Linked DNA regions of Homo sapiens: regions 1 and 3 are each linked to region 2. Evidence: chromatin contacts called from ENCODE Hi-C data. All regions are on one chromosome and are shown on one strand. Each heading gives the region's core, a stretch centred on a gene start or an enhancer-like site at or near the end of the contact. The rest is flanking DNA. Distances are from core to core; before and after follow the strand shown.

Region 1 (2,700 bases), core at 188-2,687, 4.1 Mb after region 2:
GTATGTGTTGTTCCTCCTCGAATTTTCCTGAAGTGAAAAAAAAACAGTGAAGTAGAGTGTTTGATGAAATGAATAACCAAGCAAAACATTTTCTACCTACACCAGTACCACTAGGAGTTGAAATAAATTCACACAATGTCTGCTGATATGTCAAAACACCTTACCTTCAAAAACATGACAGTTACCTTTTATTTTATAGTATGCTTGTGTTTCTTCCTATTTCTTGCTTTTGACCTTCAATGATAAATGTAAACTGGATTACAGTGATTCTTTTGTAAGTAAAAGGTGACTTTTTAAAAGAAACAACCAATGGAAATAGAAATTTTATTTACTTCAAATTAACTGTACTTTACTCAAATAGAAAAGAATAATTTTCACATTATGAAGCTACACAATTCCAAAATACACATGCTGAGGCTCTTTTTAAGTCCGAATTGTCTAGTAATTACAAAAAAGTGAAGAGTTTACAGATATACAAGGAAATAAAGGCGAATTATTGCAAAGAAAACAAGTTTAATTTCACTTTGAATGACAACGATTTTTCTGGAAAGCAGATACTTCACTCCTTTAAGTTTCCACCCAAGCCACAATAATTTCAAACGGTCTTGCGGATGACCCAGCTGGTCACTCTTGTTTATGTGGGGACTGGAGGTAATGAGAGCCAAAAAAAGTGCTATAAACCTAATTTGGCTAGAGCAAGTTCACACGACACGACCGTGCTTTAAAAACTTGCTCTCCATTATGTACTTCCTTCCATCAGGTTGGGGAAAAAAAAATGGTGGGGATGGTGAGTAAACACACCAGTGGTTTCATCAGAGGGGAACTCACTACTCAGGAGGTGACGGTGACGTGGTGCCGGTCCCTGAAGTACGCGCACAAGCTCCGGAGGTTGCGGGAGCTGAGGGAGGAAACAGGGACACGATCAGATTCGCTCCAGGTGGCGGGAGTGAGGAGGGGAGGAGTGACGAGGCGGACGTGCGGGGGCGGGGGTGTCCAACACAAACACAAACACAAACACGAACACGAACACGCTCAGCGTCCCCGGGGAGGGCGGACTGAAGCCACCTCACCATTCATCGCCCCTGGACCCCGCAGTCCCCCTCGGACTCAGGGCCAGAGCCTTCTGCGAAGCAACCTAGCCCCAGGGAAACGGTAGCGGCCGCAGAAGCCCCGCTCTCTGTAACGGCCGCGGAGGAGCAGCAAGCCTCCCTGTGAGTCGGTGGGAGACAAGACGGAGCGGCGGTAAGGGCGGTAGGGAAGTGAAGCGCCTCTCTCCACCTTGTTAGAAGCGCGCTGAAAGCGGCCTGCCTACCCACCCCATCGCTGCCGTTTTGCAGTCGTCGCTCCCACCTTCCGCTGCCGCCTGGAGGGAAGCCGGAGCGACGGGGGTCACGGCGGCGGTCAGAGGGTAAAGGTCTTGCTCCCAGCAGCCTCCGCGGTGGATACGTCGCCATCTTGGATCCGCGGGACAAGAAAATTCATGCGGTGAGTTTTTGGTAAATTTTCGGAAGTCTGGCAGCGGGGCGCGCGGCGGGGGCGGCAGATTCGGGGCCCCCGCAAGGCGGGGGAATGCCCCGGGGCCGGTCCGGTCGCGCCCAGGGTCCGCCGGTAGCGTCCCGGCCCACCGCTTCCCGTTGCTTTTGTCTCGGCTCCAATCGAGAGACGGAGAGCGGAGCGGGCGGGGAGGGGGGTGGCGGCGGTGGAGGGAGGGAGGGGGTGTGTATGGGGGTGGTGGTGGACCGGACGTAAAGCGTCGCTGTACTCGGGCCGCTGCAGCAGCAGCAGCTCCAGATCCTAGGCCCGGTCCCATCCGCGAGTGGTGGGGCTTCCCCAGACTCCACTCCCCTAGGCTCCCGCCAGCGCGGAGGAGCCGCTGCCGCCGCGCTGCTTCCTGGGGGAGAAGAGAAGGCGGCAGCGGCCGTGGCCGTGGCCGACGAGCTCGAGCCCGCTTTAGACGGCTCTGCCGCCTTCCCGGCAGCTGGTGCTGTCTGTGGCTTCTTACCTTCTCTCAATACACGTATATCATCTGCCAGTTATGTGTATTTCTGTTAGTGTGTTTGCAAGTGTCAGATGGGAGACACTGGACTGGCTAACGGGTGTCAGGATCCTGCAGGCCCTGGGATACCGAAGGCTGTGCATGGTGGAGGGAGAAGGAATGCAACTGCGATGCCGCCTCTGCCACCGCACCAGGAAGGTGAAGCTTCCGTAGTGTCGTAGACTGAGTCCGGATGATCCTGGGGCGGCGGAGGAACCACAGACGCTTCTGTCTGTGAAGTTGCAAGTCCTGGGTTTCTACTTCCGCAGGGGCCTCTCCACCTTTTGCTGTCGTAGGTCTCGCTTAAAAGTTTAACAGAAGAAAAGAGTAGGGTTAAAAGAGGCCTTTGTAGTTCTTCATTGAAGCACTGTTGTCTGTCCGGGTGAAAGCTGATAACTCTTGGTAACTGTGGTCCTTAGCAAAAGAGAATTGGAGTTTTCTTTTATACAAAGTATTTCCAAGGTTTTAGACCTTATATTTATTCCAGGCCTGTAGGTACGGTATTACTACCACAAAAGTCTTACATTAAGGGTACCACCCTCTCAGAGGGAACCTAAACATCAACTTCCTTCGAATCCTTGGAGACATCTTCACTTTTCAACATCCGGAAGACTGAGTGCAACATATTTTGTTTCATTTTCATAAAAGTCTTGGTCAGAGAATCC
Region 2 (2,700 bases), core at 133-2,632:
AAGCACCTTGCATGTCTTTTTTCTTTTTTTTTTTTTGAGACAGAGTCTTGTTCTGTGTCCCAGGCTGGAGTGCAGTGGCGCGATCTCAGCTCACTGCAACCTCCACCTCTCAGGTTCACGCCATTCTCCTGCCTCAGCCTCCCGAGCAGCTGGGACTACAGGCGCCCGCCACCACGCCTGGCTAATTTTTTGTATTTTTAGTAGAGACGGGTTTTCACCGTGTTAGCCAGGATAGTCTCGATCTCCTGACATTGTGATCCGCCCGCCTCGGCCTCCCAAAGTGCTGGGATTACAGGCTTGAGCCACCGCGCCCGGCTGAATTTCTTTACAAAATACAGAAATTTAATTTCCCCAGAATGCAACAGCGTCATCACCTTACATTTATGCAACAGCTTACAAATTACAAATGATTTTTATAAACACTTCACCTCATCTTCATTATCCATCCTCTCAAGCCAACTTAACGACTGTAAACTTATCTATTCCTACTCTTGTTTTCTTTCCACTCAGTTCCGCCCTAAATCCTCCACAAGGTGCTCAGTGTGATCTTTTAAAAAAGCATTCACTGCCTTTCTTCGAGTTCTTTAAAGACCTCCTCCCTCATATATATTCAAGATCTACAAGGTCATTTGTGATCTGTCCCCTGCCTCCTTCAACTCTATTTCATTTCATTCTCCATCCCCATCCCCGCAGGCACCAACTACGTCTGTAAAGAGTCCAAACTATCTCTACGTCAGTGCCTTCATATTTGCTGTCCCTATGCCTGGCAACTGCTCTTCTCAAGGCTTGCTCCTTCATTCGCTACCTCAGAAAGGACTCCTCTGACCTCCGTAAGCTCCCTTCCCTGCTTATTAAGTGTTACAACCTGAAACCATTGTTTTCTGTCACGCCCCCCGACCCTCTCCCCAGACTGTAGACTCCACGAAGGTAGAGGGAAAGGTCTTGTTCACTGCTGAATCGCACACTTTTTGCATACTTGTTGAACGAACCACTAACATTTTTTGAACGCCGGCAATCACAGTCATTCCGCTCCCTTGTCTACATAACTCAACCCTTGCGAGGGGCTAGGAAAGCGGGCGGCAAACAACCTTGAGGGCCGAAGTTAACTTCAGCGGGAGTGAACGACAGGGGTGGGCTCCACTTTATCCAGTGCACTCGGAAGCCGGAGGGCCCCCACCAAAAAGAGCAAGGGGAACCCTCGCCCTCAACAAGGCCTGCATCTCCGGACTGGAGCTCAAGTATAGCCCAGCGAGTGTCAAGAAACGAAATTCTCCAAGGGTGGCGGAATCAAGCCCCAAGTCCCATGTGTCACTGGACCGGTGAGGAACCGAACTCACCTGAGAAACGAACACCCACACCTCACGCTCACGCCGACCGGAAGTCTTTGCACTTCCGTCTTCCGGGCGGAGGCCACCCGGGGCGGACGCATTGCACGCCGGGAGACAAAATGTCTCAAGAAGCCTTGAGAGGCGGGATTTTGGAACCCGGGCGCTGACGAGCTTCCGCCATTGGTGTGATCGCGGACCTAGAAACTTGGTCCGTCCCATACAGGTGTAGAAGTCGGATTTGGAGAATGCTGACGGGTGTCCGGTCAAGGTTAGGCCCCAGGTAGGTCCGCTTTCCGGACGTGGGCAGGGTAGCCCCGAGACTAACCTATGGAGTGAACCTGGCCAGGGGACCCTACTTGTCAGATAGGGAGCTCCGAGCCGACCTTTAGATCTGACCTCAGCGTTTACATGATACTCATGTATTTCCTTAGATCAAGTCAGCCTAGATCAGGTGTTCTTCCAGAGGCCGTATTGAGATCATTTTTATTTGCAGCCTGTGCATTTTCTCATCTCGGGTGATGGCCTCACAGATGTACACATATGTAAAACCGTATCAAACTGCACACTTTAAATATGTGCAACTTATTGCATGTCAGTTATACTCAAAGCGGTTACCAAAAACAGAAAACAAGCTTTTCCTACCCCAGAGAAGAATTTAAAGGGTAAAATGATCAAAGGATTTCAGTTCTATCAATGTTTACCTGTCTGATCACTTACGTATCAGACACAATGCTAAGCCTAGGACGATTGTCTTAGCTCACGAATAACACTTACTGTACAACTATTTCTACTGGCATAGGCTTTGGAACCATATAGGTCTGTGTTGTACTCTTGCTTCCAACACTTGTGAACGATATGGGTGAGTAATTAATGTCATAAGGGCCTGAATTTCCTTGTCCCTAAAGTGAACATAATACAACCTAATTGATGCTGTAAGAGTTCAACAAATGGTACCCTTTTTACATTATAGTTTCAAAAGTATAGCTACACAGTACTATTTGTAAGCAATGTTTCTAGAGATTTACGACATATACCCAAAAAACATGTCTTTAATGATGGCCTGGTAAACTCCTGCTGGTTGCCAGAAAAAGGGGTTCTGAGGCAATCTATGGGTACCTTTTTTCTTTAAATTTGTGTCCTTTATGAAACCATGCATAGTATGGAAATTACTGAATTCAGAATATAGCAAGGTTAAAGAGGCTGAAAAAAACCTAGAACATTTGATATAAAAAAAGGAAGCATGCCTAAGAAACCTGGTTTATTTAAATGAGATTTCGTTCTTATAAAGCAAGTGAATTTCTGTTTTACAAGTTAACCATATACTGTACCTCATCTTTCAAATGAGAAGTTAGCTACCTCACCCAAAAATATA
Region 3 (2,700 bases), core at 9-2,508, 3.1 Mb after region 2:
ATCCAGGAGATGGGACCCAAGCCTAAACGAAATTCATTTATGTTTCACATATACCTTATACACACAGCCTGAAGATTATTTCATACAATACTTTTAGTTATTTTGTGCATGAAAAAAAGTTTTGATTGCATTTTTGACTGCGACCTGGCAAATAAGATCAGGTGTGGAATTTTCCACTTGTGGCATCATGTCAGTGCGCAAAAAGTTTCAGATTTTGGAGCATTTCAAATTTTTGGATTAGAGATGCCCAACCTTACAGATGTTGTTTGGGTTATTCTATGAATGATTTCTGGCCAGTTTCTCAGGAAACACGCTCTACTACAGTATATTTTTTAATGAGTGAAAAAGAAATTAAGAATGGAGGGGAAAGTTTCAAACTGGAGAGACATCTTTGAGTAAAGTATCGTGGCTGAATGTTCCTACCTTTATTGACCATGTGACCTGGTTAAATCACTTAGGTTCTATTAGGCCTCAGTCTTCTCTTCTGTAAAATGAGATGTTTAGACCTAAGGACACCTTTCCAGTTCCCTTCCCGTTGGGACATTCTAGGATTCTGAGAGAGAAGCCCCCCTGGCCTCAAGATACCTCCACTCTCTTGGGTGTGCTCTAAGATGACTGCATTCATGTTAGAAGCATCTGAACTACGCCAGAGACAACCTACTGTAGATCTAAGGAAGAAAAAATGAATGGCAATGAATGCGAGAGGAAGGTGGGGGGGAAAGAAGCCCACGAAGATTAGAGATGGAAATGGCAACATAAACAGCATGCAAAGATAACCACTGACGGGTATCTAGCGTTTACGATGCAAATAAAACTCTGCTGGTCTCTGAGGATGCAGAAACAAGACATTGTTTTTGGTCTTAAGCCGTTCACAGAATGCCCGGGGGTTACACTTTGCATTTAAGCACGGACATATAACTTCCACCTTTAAAAGTCCTGGATGTGAGAAAGATAAGAACAACGGATAAATGAAAATATTAACAAAACGTCTGAGTATGCCAGAGGCCACGTGAAAAGACGGTGTGTGGAAACAGGTGGGACCCACTGCTAAGCTGGATGCGCGAGTAGGACAAAAAAATTGGCCCCCACTCCCGGGCCTCACCCAGACACAAAAGAAACGTCCTCTGCCCTCAGAGGCGCAGCCTTTCCTCAGCCAGCAGAGCGGCTGGGCTGCAGAGTCCCCGCCCCCGGCCGGCCCCTGTCGCCCGCGCCTCCCTCCCTCGGGCCTCGGAAGTGACGCAAGCGCCCCCCCACCGCCGCTAGATCCGCTGCTGCTGCCGCGGCGGGCAGACCTGCAGGAGGCGGCGGCGGCGGCGGCGGCCGAGGCTGAAGGAAGATGGCGGACGGCGTGGACCACATAGACATTTACGCGGATGTCGGCGAAGAGTTCAACCAGGTACGTGAGAGCCCAGGTCCCCGCCGCCGACGCGGGCGGCGCTGCGGCCGGGAAGCTGACCCGGGGCCCGCTGCGGCCGCGAGCCGAAGCGACTGCAGAGTGTGCGCCCTTGCCGCCTCTGGGCCGCGCCGCCGACCCCTGGCGTGGCGCCCCCCCGCCCCTCGTTCTACCGCGTCGTTTCACGGGCCGCGGGCGCGGCGAGTCGCCGCGGGGCCCGGAGCGCGGACGCGGGCCGCTGTGCAGCTGCCGCCGGCTCCTCCCTCGCCGGCGCTGCCTCGCTCCCTATTGTTGGCGGCACCCGGCTGGCGCTTCCCGCCGCGCTAGGCCCGGGCGGTGGGGCCGCGTGTAAGCGGCGGAGAGAACTGGCCGCCGCCGCGCCCCCTCCCCCGTCGCTGGTCGGAGGAGGAAGCCCTGGCGGGGCGCGTGCCCGCCGCCGCCGCCCCTTCCCCGCCGCTGCCGCTCGGGCTCCGATTCCTCCCATCGCTCCATTTTGTCTCCCTGCCCGCGCACTGTCGCCTCATGGAAGGCCGCGTTCACGGCCCTTTGTATCCCGCGCGCCCAGTCCCCGGGGCTCTCCTTCTCGGGTTTGCGACAGGTTTCGGCGTGGCGCCTTCCTCCTCCCCTCACACTTTCTGAAGGCGACTGAGGTGCGGGCTCATTTGCAACAAGTCCTTTGACTTTTGGAGCCACAGATAAAAGTCGGTGCGCTGGTCCTGCCTCATTAATCCAGGGCTTGCAGTGCTTTGAAGCCCAGTCGTTGTTGGCCTTTGTGATGAAAATACCTGTGAAGATGAGTGGCCGGGGACCAAAAGGAAGAATTGGAAGCGCGATGGTTGGATGGAACAAAAAGATGTTAGCTCACCCACAGATCTCATAGTGATTAAAATGAAAGAACGTTCACCCCAAATCCTTATGATGTGGTTTAAAAATAAAGAGTTATAGATAAGACCCTATTTTCGAAAACAAAGTGTTAAATCCCCCCACCCCCACCCCCGGGCCCCGTGTTACCTTTTGAAAGGTTGAGCGAAAGTGAGAATGCAAGGTTTTCCTGAACGACGTTGCTTAGAGGTAACGCGGGGCTGTGATGTCTGTTAATGGGCATCCTTGCAAAAGATGTCGTTTGTTGCTAGTGACGTTTAAGGTTTGAACCTGCTGTTCGTATCTACTGCATTTTATGTAGTAACACATTTAAAACAATTAAATTGTGCTTAACTGCAATGTTCCTAAAAGCCTTATTTTTTTGTATTTCCCAGGTCCCTATGAGAAGTTTAATGAAATATTACTGGCTAATGTGGTTTTCCCAC

What was found. Hi-C counts contacts between places; a loop is a spot of excess contacts on that map. Pooled maps may share reads with other maps.
Region 1: a loop to region 2 is called in a pooled map, with 18 times the contacts of the local background. The contact joins the promoter of CNOT2 here to the promoter of LLPH in region 2. A Hi-C loop is called at or near these places in 7 of 50 pooled maps.
Region 3: a map of CD8-positive, alpha-beta T cell shows a loop between it and region 2 (13-fold over the local background). The contact joins the promoter of CPSF6 here to the promoter of LLPH in region 2. A Hi-C loop is called at or near these places in 2 of 168 maps with a recorded cell type or tissue (CD8-positive, alpha-beta T cell and naive thymus-derived CD4-positive, alpha-beta T cell) and 9 of 50 pooled maps.

The regions. Positions count from the first base shown.
Region 1 is chr12:70,241,996-70,244,695 of GRCh38, forward strand. It overlaps CNOT2 (CCR4-NOT transcription complex subunit 2), which reads left to right and starts at 1,438. Exons shown (of 16, transcript NM_014515.7): 1 at 1,438-1,485. It overlaps PRANCR (progenitor renewal associated non-coding RNA), which reads right to left and starts at 1,365. Exons shown (of 5, transcript NR_120460.1): 1 at 1,317-1,365; 2 at 829-898; 3 at 186-234. RefSeq lists enhancers at 724-1,923, 1,098-1,297, 2,028-2,167 and silencers at 857-1,396, 1,468-1,727.
Region 2 is chr12:66,129,368-66,132,067 of GRCh38, forward strand. LLPH (LLP homolog, long-term synaptic facilitation factor) reads right to left here and starts at 1,383. Exons shown (of 3, transcript NM_032338.4): 1 at 1,338-1,383. It overlaps LLPH-DT (LLPH divergent transcript), which reads left to right and starts at 1,384. Exons shown (of 2, transcript NR_125724.1): 1 at 1,384-1,608. RefSeq lists enhancers at 1,107-1,256, 1,297-1,406.
Region 3 is chr12:69,238,311-69,241,010 of GRCh38, forward strand. It overlaps CPSF6 (cleavage and polyadenylation specific factor 6), which reads left to right and starts at 1,259. Exons shown (of 10, transcript NM_007007.3): 1 at 1,259-1,396. The coding sequence starts at 1,337. RefSeq lists silencers at 1,082-1,581, 1,732-1,951 and enhancers at 1,415-1,995, 1,996-2,575.